2 separate regions of the Homo sapiens genome follow, and region 2 is linked to region 1. The links are chromatin contacts, found by Hi-C or POLR2A ChIA-PET in ENCODE. All regions are on one chromosome and are shown on one strand. The core of a region is the stretch at or near the end of the contact, and the rest is flanking DNA. Distances in the headings are between cores, read along the strand shown. Region 1 holds the start of PRICKLE2-AS3 (PRICKLE2 antisense RNA 3). Region 2 has its middle 100 kb from the start of PRICKLE2.

Region 1 (5,079 bases), core at 827-3,326:
TTCTCCATTGAAATCATTGAGGCTCACAGGATCAGAAACTTGACCAAGATGCCGCAGTCAGCGAGGGACAAAGACAGCACTTGAACCAGCCATTTGTCTGACTCTAGTGCCCGTGTGGGCTTTTCCTCCTCCACCCCTTCCTCATGCACAGTGAAGAGCATGCACATTGCTCCACTCAGGGAATCAGATCCAAGAAAGCAGACTTGGTGTGAGTTGGAGGAGGGGAACAGCATGAGTCACACAGTCTCTTTCATTCTTAGGGATGGGAAATTTCTCCTAATCTGAGGTTGACCTTAGTGACTAAGGAATTCATCTTTTCCCCACCTCCAGTTTCCCCACCACTGCAGGAAGCAGCATGGCCCTGCTTCAAAGATTTGTTTCCCTATCGACAATCTCTGTTTATCCTTATCTCTTCTCACTCTCTTACCCTGGCTTTACTGTACTTCCTCCAGGGGCTCTCATGTTACTGGTACAGACAGCGTCACGTACCTGGGCACTCAATAGTGACATTCATTCAGCAAATATTTTTTGAGTGCCAACTATATGGCAAGTACTTTCCTAGGCACTAGGGGACAGCTGTGAATAGAAAAGCAAGTACTTCTGCCTTTGTGGAGCTGACAGTTTAGTGAAGGATGCAGACAACTTAATAGCTGAATAACAAGACACATTCAGAGACCGACGTCTATTAACAAAGCAATAAGAAAGGGTGATATGATCTGGAGCAAGGAGTTGACAGGCTTTGTCTGTAAAGATCTAGATAGTAAATATAGGCTTCATGGATTGTACAGTCTCAGTGGCAAATACCCAACTCTGATGTTGTAATGTGAAAGCAGGCATTGGACAATAGGTGAACAAATGGGCATGGTCATGTGACAATAAAACTTTACTTACAAAAACAGGAAGGGGGCCTGATTTGAAACACAGACCCCTGATTTAGAGAATCTATCTACTTTATATTGGATGGCTAAGAGAAGCCTCTCTGCAGAAGTGACATTTGAGCTGGGACTTTACATGGAATGATGGCTTGATTACCCAGATTTGGTCTGCCTCGTCCCGTGGTTTTCAAAACGAGGTTCCCATACCAGTAGCACTAGTATCACCTGGGAACTTGTTAAATGTAGACTCTTGGGACTTGCCCCAGACCAAATAAACCAGAACTCTGAAGATGGAGCCCAACAATCTGTTTCAACAAAGCTTTTAGGTGTTTCTCATGCATGACAAAGCTTGAGAGCCATTACTGTTGGCTAATGGAAAAGCCACATTGCTAGGAATAGATGAGGCCACATCTAGACTCCATCACTTAACTCTGTAACCTTGGGCATCTCAAGCATCAGTTTTCTTAGCTGTAACACGGGGATGCTTCTGCCCAAGTCTAAAGTAGCTAACAGAGAAGAAGTGAATTCATCTTTGTAAGGATCCTAGGACAAAGCAGACACCAAATAGGTCCTCAGCAAATGGTAGCTGCTGTCCTCATCAGAATCATTATTTGAATCTCCAAGACACTGAAGCAGATTTGCGTGCAGATACGGATGAAGGGTGTGCCCCAGAAGCTACCCAATCCCATTCCTGTCTTTTTGCCTTTGACTGGCATGCCCTGGATATCACCCAAATACAAGGCTGATTGTTAAAGGAAAACTCAAGATGCTTTTAAAAGTCTTTCATTGGCCCTGTTTCTTCAGCTCCCTTTCTGGCCTGTTAACCTAGAGCATGCGCTGATACCTTTTACTGCAGGACCGTGAATTATACAGCTGTGACTCACCACCACCCGGCTGGGGCCACAGTGCCAGGCGTCCAGCTTTACCGTTAGCTTTCAGGCTACTGACAGTTTGCTCTTTTATGTGAGAAGCTATTTATACCAGGAGGGACAAAGGCTGGCAGATGCTGGGGGAAGGGAGAGAAGAATGATAAAATGGTTCATCTCCCAAGGTCTGCTGGGTGGTTTTGGCTTATAGGAAAGGAATGCACAATCTAATAGCCCTTCTAAAACCCCCATAAAAACCATCATTAGACTCACCAGCCATTTGCAGAGTGTTGTCTTTATTTCATTACTCCATCAGCACATGCTGAGATCAAAATGGAATTTCATGGTACAGGGAGATGCATGTCTCTCCAACTGAATTGGATTAAATTCCCCCTAAGCTGCATCTCCTAGTTAGCCTTCACTGTCACTCACCTCGGTGTTTTCAATGCAGTTTGAGAGATGAGTTGGGAAGGGAGGGAAGAAGGGGGCAGGGCAGGAGGAGGCTTCAGAGCAGTCCACCTCACTCTTCTTGGGAAGCTAGTCACATGAACAATGCTGTATTTATCTTGGCTCCAGAAATACACTGATGTCATCAGATGGCAATGGGAAATATGCCTGTGTGTGCAGCTTTCACTAAAACTGCCTGTTAATAAACTTGTTTTCAACGGAGCTGTCAGAGTTGGGACTAGAACCTGGGTTCCCAGGCTTCAGGGCCTCTGCCAGATGAAGTCAGCAGCAACACGGCCAGATTCCACCAGCAGGGACTTGTCAAGGCTTGCGTGCAGATTATGAGGCCTAGAAAGGCCAAGGCTCATTTGCAAATGCAGGATGAGAGACCTGCCATTGGAGTTCTAGCTTTCAAGACAGGTATCTCCAACCTTTACAGTAAATTCACTCTGGGGTCCTAAAGTTTGGGACTTGGCCTCTTACTTAGACTTCCTGCATAAATTCACAGCTGCACACCCTTTCTGCTGACTGGGCAGTCTACACTGTAGCCTGGTGTGAGAGTTAATGTAGTATCAAGATGATCTCCTCTGCCTTATGACGCAGGAGATATTTTGAGTAATTTCATGGGATGATTGGATTAATCCACCACCAAATCAGCAAGTAACTAACTTCCTTCCTCAATCTATTTATCTGCCTGTGCCTTCCTTTATGCATTTATTTGTGCATTCAGCCATTTATTCGTTCAACAGTTGTTTATTAAGTACCCATATGTGCAAGCTGTTAGTATAGGTGTGATTTCAATATGGCAGTTTTCCAGGTCCAATCAAAAACTGGAGCTTTCCAACACCAGTCTTTATATGTTGCTTTAGGTGGCCTGGAGCCATACAAAGGTAGATGTAGAAAGTGTCTCATGGAAGACCCATGCAGACATCAGGCTTTGTGCTGGCCTCCGATAACTTCTGTCTTTTGAGTAACTATCCTTCTGGGCTCATAAGTGTTTGAGAGTCTAAGCTTCGATGATAACTAGCTCTGTGTTCAAATTTTAGCTGTGCTGCTTTCCAACATTGGCCAAGTTAATTCACCTCCCCAAACTTTCATCTCATCTTCTGAAAAACAAGGATGTCAGTACTTAACTACAGCATAGTTGTGAAAATTAAATGAAACAATGTTTTAAACATTTGGGGTTTTTAAAGTGGCTGCTCTTAGTTTTCTTTTCCATAGTCAAAAATTGGAAATAACTCAAAAGTCTATCCACAGGTACATGGATAAACATATTGTATTATATCTATATAGTATACTACTACTTCACAATAAAAGTGAATGAACTGTTGATCTATGCAAAGTGAATCAGAGTCTGAGAATCATTATTCCAAATGAAAGAAGCCAGGCAAAATAGTACACACTATGTGATTTCATTTATATAAAACTCTAGAAAATGCAAACTAATCTGTAGTGACAGAAAGCAGATCAATGGTTACTTGGGGATGGGGAAATGAGAGGGAGGAACGACAAAAGGATTGACAAGAGTTCTGGGGGTGATAGGTACATTTGCTATCTTGATTATGTTGATGCTTTCATGGGTACATACATATGTTGGAACTTACCAAATTGTATACTTGCATGTGATTTATTATATGTTGATACCTCGATAAAGTGATGGAATAAATGAATGAATGAAGTTACTCTTTAGCAAACAGGAAGGCAAGCTTCCTCCCATGCCAATGGTGGAGGCTTCCTAAGGTTTCATCAATTGCCTCAGGGAGTAGCTAAGTCTTTTGCCAAGCTTTTGTCAGAAAGAACTGCTCAGTATTAATCATGCACAATGAAAAGGAGATTTGGGGTAGAAACTCATCAACATCCAGATGGATGGCACAAGAAAATGAGTTCCACAGACTGGCTCATTTCATAATCTCTAAGCTCCCAAGGACAGTGCCTAACACGTAGTTGGCACTCAGTAAACAGTGGTGGTAGTTGTTATTGCTATGGCAATTATTAGAGTGGTACAAAAGTAATTGCTGTTTTTGCCATTACTTTTATCAGATAATCTAGCTTGGGGACTGACTTTTTCTAATTCTTAGTTGGGAGGCTGTCTTTTCCTAACTTACTGAAAGATACCAAAAATTCTAGCAGCAATCTAGGGGGGGTCTGTAAACATTAACTTCCCTACAATCCTGGGGTCCTGAGAAACCTTTCTGACTCTTGCCAAAGGGTGTTAGGAAAAAAGAGGTGGTGTCTCCATCCTCACTGGATCCAGTGTTTGGTGAGAAGGTAATAATTTCCTCAGGGTTGATGATCAAAATTGTGAACACTTAATCTCTGTATGTTCCCAAGGACAATATCTAACATGTAGGCCCTAACATTTGGGCTTGTATTATAGTCTCCTTTCTCTTCCATCATTATGTAAGTTATTGCAAGAATCATAGCCTTAGAGAGGCAACCAGGGAAAAAAGCTGCAGTGCCAACCAACTAAGTTTGCCAACCACTTGGCAATTCTACGTGTGTTGAGAGAGAAGGTCAAATGACATGGATAAATTTGAGGTTGGGCTTGAACATAGTTGTGAAACATCCATCTTCTTTTGTGCCCCATTGCTGTGTGGATAGTCAAGAATTCATCTGGATGGTGAATATGCCATGAGAAACAGCTCTTCTGGCCTGGAACAGTGACTCATACCTGTAATCCAAGCTACTTGGAGCCTGAGACAGGAGGATCGCTTGAATGATGGCTTGAGTCTAGGAGTTTGAAACCAGCCTGGGCAGCATAGCGAGATTCCATCTCAAATTTTTTTTTTTAAATCAGTCAGTCATTGGTGTGGGCCTGTAGCCCCAGCCATTCAGGAGGCTGAAGCTGGCAGATTGCTTGAGCTCAGGAGTTCAAGGCTGCAGTGAGCTAT
Region 2 (5,079 bases), core at 1,760-4,259, 140 kb before region 1:
TGTTTTGTTTTCTTTTCATCCGTGTTTCCAAAATATGGAACACATGCCACAGTAGCTTCCAGATGATTTTATATGGCATCGAGATGGTTTTAGGTGGTGAAGAAGGTGGTTTTAGTTGGTATAAAAATTCTGCATTAAATTAAACAAAGTACACAGAAAAAAGTTAATATACTTTAAGTTCTCCCACAAACTTGAGGGGAAAGTCTGAGTTGGTGCTGATGAGTTTTTTTTTTTCCTTTTACATAAATTCCAGTGCAATAATAATATTTAAGATTATGCATTTTAGTTACATTAATTGAAGGTGTCTTTTTAAGAGACTGTATAAACAAACTAGGAAAAGAAATTCTATATTTAAATTGGCACTTAGGAGCATCTAGAAAGGTTTTCCTTTATTTTGAAACATAATTGAATTAAATGCCAAATATTTTTATTTAATCATTTCTAATGGAACTTGTATTAAAATAGTTTGTCAACAGTAACCAGCACAGGATATGGCATAAAGTAAGTGGTCAGTAGAGGTTTTCCTGAACTAAAGTGATTCGTATACTCTCGAGCCTTTTCAAATGACACATATCTTTTAGTTTGATCTTGATTTAGAATTACAAGATTGTTAACAACTCTCTATTACCTGTAATCTCCTTAAAAAAAAAAAAAAAGAGAACCAAAGGCCCAAAGCCTTTGATAAACAGGGGTGTCTAGAAAAATTGAATAAGTTGTCAAAATTTAATTTTTACAAGTTATATTTATGGCAAGTAAAAATGGTTTTCATATATAATAATTTATTACATAAAACTTTCTATTCAAATAGTTTTCTTAATAAAACCAAAGCCAGTTAAAACTATGCTCAATAAATAATATTAAGGGTGGTCTGCAGATACGGCATATGTCGCGAAGATGGGATGGCAATGCCAGATGTGTGGAAACTGCTGCTGTTGTCATAAGAAGGAAGGATAGCAATGGCTGGCATTCCACCCAGAGAGAGTCCTGTAGTCCTCTGCATAAACCTCAGAGGGAGCTGTCCTCAACAGCTTGCCATTAATGTGACAGCCACTTCCTGGTAAAAAGTCAAGTCCTGACAGAGGAAGGTTAGAGAAGGTGTGAGTCTATCAACTGAAGACAGTGAGCTAAATCAGCATTTTAGACATTGGAGCTCAGATCCTACTCTTCAGGGGCAGAAACCATGGCCTTTTGGTTCAGTGACTCTCTGTAGAAAAGCAGTACCCACAAGTAGATGTTTAAATTGACAAATGGATCCTGATGGGGAAGCAGTGCTGGGGGAAAGGGGCAGATGGTGTAGAGTATCAGTCTGTGGTCTCACTTCTTCTTATAACTTTACATCTGCTGCCCCAACTCTTTGAAAAAGAAAAGCGCATCCTCAGGAATTGTCTCCCAGAAAATGAGCCACTTGCCTTTTAGTTGAGGTCTTTGGGGTGGATCAAGGGAGGCCTGAATTGGCTTCCTGGGTCTCTCAATTACCAGCATTTTGACCTTGAGCAAGTCACTTAATCTCTTGTTATCTGTAAAATGGGAAGGGTATATTAGATGTGAATTAGGCTGATGTAAGAAAGCAAAAGATGTTACACAGAACCTGGTGTACAGTGGGTATGACTATTGTTGAAGATGGAGGTAAAGTTGGGGAAAGGAATGCAAACATTGTGTTCTTCCTACCTAAAACTCTGAAATCCTGCACGTTGTCTTGGGATAACCATTTGATTGCGTATTAGTGGAGGTTGTTCAGAGAAACAAGACCAATAGGATATGTATACACACATAAATGTGTAGAGAAAGATATTTATTTTAAGGAATTGGCTCATGTGATTATGGAGGCTGGCAAGTCCGAAATCTGCAGAATTAGCTAGCAGGCTGGAGAACCAGGGAAGAGTTGTAGTTTGAGACAAAGTGGTCTGCTGGCAGAATTCCCTCTTCTTAGGAGGAGGTCAGTCTTTCTCTTTTTAAGGTCTTCAATGGATTGGATGAGGCCGATACACATTATGGAAAATAGTATGCTTTACTCAAAGTCCATCGATATAAATGTTAACTCATCAAAAAAAAAATACCTTCACAGAGCCATGTAGCATAATATTTGACCAAATATCTGGGTACCGTGGTCTAGGCAAGTTGACACATAAAATTAACCATCACAGACTGTGTTGCTGTCACTGGGTGACCATTAAGGGAAGCACTGGGGGAACTCTACTGATTGCCTTCCATGTTAAGCAGAATTCTTTATATTGCGAGGGGCAGAACACTAATACAAACTGGTTTAAGTTGGGGGGAAGGACAGAGGAGGCACAAGAGGAGTTACGAACAAAGTAGCTCAAACTGTCAGGGATTCTAGCTTCTAGACCCAGAGTCCCATATGTTACCATGGGATAAAACCTCCTCTCTTATCTGCATTATCAGGCAAGTACTTTTTTGTGCTAGCTAGATTGCTGACAGCTGCTCTTGGCTTAAAATCTTCATAGATTCTTCTTCTTCTTTGAACTTCCAACGGAAATCCTGAGCCTGAATCTCACTGGCCCAGTTGGGTCATGTGCTCACCCCTGAACTAATCAAGATGTGAAAGAAAATGAACGCACTGATTGGCTGAGACCAGGGTCACGGGACCTCCCTTGGCGCTGAGCTTCAGCCCCACCCAAGCCAAGTGGACTGACGCAGAGAAAGAGCATTTTCCCTTGGAAAATCAGACAGCTATTTCCAGGAATAGGACAGGATGCTGGACAGGCTAAATCATCATGTGACTGCTCCTGCCTCCTGTACATGTCCCTTTTCTCCTCCCTGCCTGTTCCATTCCCCTCCTTTTTCTCTTTTTTCCTCCTTTCTCCTCAGCAGCACATAAACCACTTTCTATCCCTTAAAAACCTGGCTTCTTCTTTCCTCATCTGAAACTCCCAATTCGTCTAAGAAAGCAGATGCTTCAGAGGCAAGCTGCCTCTGAGAGCAGTTTCGAGCCTGATTCTGTACGTGTGATCATTGCCCAGGGACAATTTGGTCCTGGCTGATCAGTCAGTGCCTTGCGCTTACGTTCCCAGTGTGGGAGGAAGGAACACAGAGTGACTTGATACTAACTGACGCTGGAAGGAAGAAGAGTGATGCTTCTTGTCTCCTTTCTTTGTCTATCTACTAGGCCAGAGGTCTAGAGTAGAAAGTTTAGAAGGGAAAATGGAGACTTATCTCTGAGTTGCAGCAAACAGAAAGAAATCTCATGCTAGAAAGATTAAAAAGTAGGGGGAAAAGCTTCCTGCAAACACTTTAGACATAATTGTATACGTGTGCACGCACACACACACATTCACTTGGCCCTGGAACAACACAGGTTTGAACTTTGCAGGTTATAGGAAGATTTTCTTCTGCCTTCTCCATCCCTCAGACAAGAATAACCCATCCTCTTCCTCCTCCTCCTCAGACTACTTAACTGTGAAGACAAGGAGAATGAAGACCTTTAGGATGATCCACTTCCACTTAATGAATAGTAAATATATGTTCTCTCCGTTATGATTTTCTAATATCAATTTTTCTCTAGCTTTCTTTATTGTAAGAATATAGTTTATAATACATATAACTATAAAATGTGTGGTAATCGACTGTTTCTGTTATCTATAAACTTTCCAGTCAACAATAGGCTATTGGTAGTTAAATTTTTGAGGAGTCAAAAGTTATAGGCAGTTTTTTTTACTGTCCAGGGGTCAGCACCCCTAACCCCTGCGATGTTCAAGGGTCAACTGTATATATTTTTTAAGGCGCTTTATTTAGATAAAATTCACTTATACAATTTACACATTTAAAGTATACAGTTCTGTTTTTTAAGCATCTTCACAGGGTTGTAAATAGCATCACTACAAATCTAATTTTAGAATATTTTCATCACCCGAAAAAGAAACTTCATACCTATTAGCAGTCACTCTCTTCCTCTTCCAAGCTCTTGACAAGTACTAATTTACTTTCCATCTTCATAGATTTGTGTGTTATGGACATTTCATGTAAGTGGAATTATACAATCTGTAGTCTTTTATGATTTGCTTCTTGCACTTAGCATAATGTTTTCAAGATTCATCCATGTTGTAGTATTGTATTAGTCCATTTTCATGCTGCTGATAAAGACATACCCCAGACTGAGCAATTTACAAAAGAAAGAGGTTTAATTGGACTTACAGTTCCAAGTGGCTAGGGAAGCCTCACAATCACGGTGAGAGACAAGGAAGAACAAGTCACATCTTATGTGGACGGTGGCAGGCAAAAAATGAGAGAGCTTGTGCAGGGAAACTCTGCCTTATAAAGCCATCAGATCTCGTGAGACATTTTCACTATCACAAGAAGAGTGCAGGAAATACCCGACCCCATAATTTAATCACTTCCCACTGGGTCCCTCCCACAATACATGGGAATTCAAGATGAAATTTGGGTAGGGACACAGCCAAACCATATCAAGTGTGTATCAATATGTCATTCATTTTTACTACCTAAGCCAAATAATCTTCCGTTGGATGGTTATGCCACAGCCAATAGACATTTGTATTGCTTCCACTCTTTTACTATTAGGAAGAAATGCCACTGTGACCATGGATGTACAAGTTTTTGTGTGTACATCTATTTTCACTTCTCTTGGGTATTTTTTTAGGAGTGGAATTGCTGGGTTGTATGGTAACTTTATGCTTAACGTTTGAGAAACTGCCCAACTGTTTTCCAAAGCAGCTACACCGTTTCACATTCCCATTATGTATGAATGAGGGTTCCATTTTCTCCATATCCCCATCAGTCCTAGTTATTATCTTTTTAATTATAGCCATTCTAGTGTATGGAAAGTGGTCTCTCTTGTGGTTTCCATTGGCATTCCCCTAGTGGCTATAATGATATTGAACGTTTATTAATGTGTTTATTGGCCTTTTGTATATCTTCTTTGGAGAAATGTCTTTTGCCAATTTTAAAAAAATAGCGTTGCTTGTCTTTTTATTATTGAGTTTTACATGTTCTCCGTATATTCTGGATACAAACATTTTTGACATAGGTACTTGGAATTTTATTAGGCCTTGACAGCTTCTGGGTTAATGAGAATATCCTTATTGAAGTCTGAGGGAAGAC

What was found. Hi-C counts contacts between places; a loop is a spot of excess contacts on that map. ChIA-PET counts read pairs that join two places held with the same protein, here RNA polymerase II (POLR2A). Pooled maps may share reads with other maps.
Region 2: a loop to region 1 is called in a map of cardiac septum, with 1.8 times the contacts of the local background. The contact joins the enhancer-like site here to the promoter of PRICKLE2-AS3 in region 1. A Hi-C loop is called at or near these places in 1 of 168 maps with a recorded cell type or tissue (cardiac septum) and 1 of 50 pooled maps. POLR2A ChIA-PET finds 5 or more read pairs at or near these places in 1 of 52 experiments (MCF 10A).

Annotation. Positions count from the first base shown.
Region 1 is chr3:64,184,541-64,189,619 of GRCh38, reverse strand. It overlaps PRICKLE2-AS3 (PRICKLE2 antisense RNA 3), which reads right to left and starts at 2,076. Exons shown (of 4, transcript NR_046702.1): 1 at 2,015-2,076. All of the region lies in intron 2 of PRICKLE2 (prickle planar cell polarity protein 2), which reads left to right.
Region 2 is chr3:64,325,166-64,330,244 of GRCh38, reverse strand. No RefSeq gene overlaps it. Among named protein-coding and RNA genes, the nearest start is that of PRICKLE2, 100 kb to the right of the region's middle. Within about 2 kb of position 3,009, at least 13 of the 41 ENCODE cell types and tissues checked have a DNase peak (open chromatin) inside an H3K27ac peak, as active enhancers do.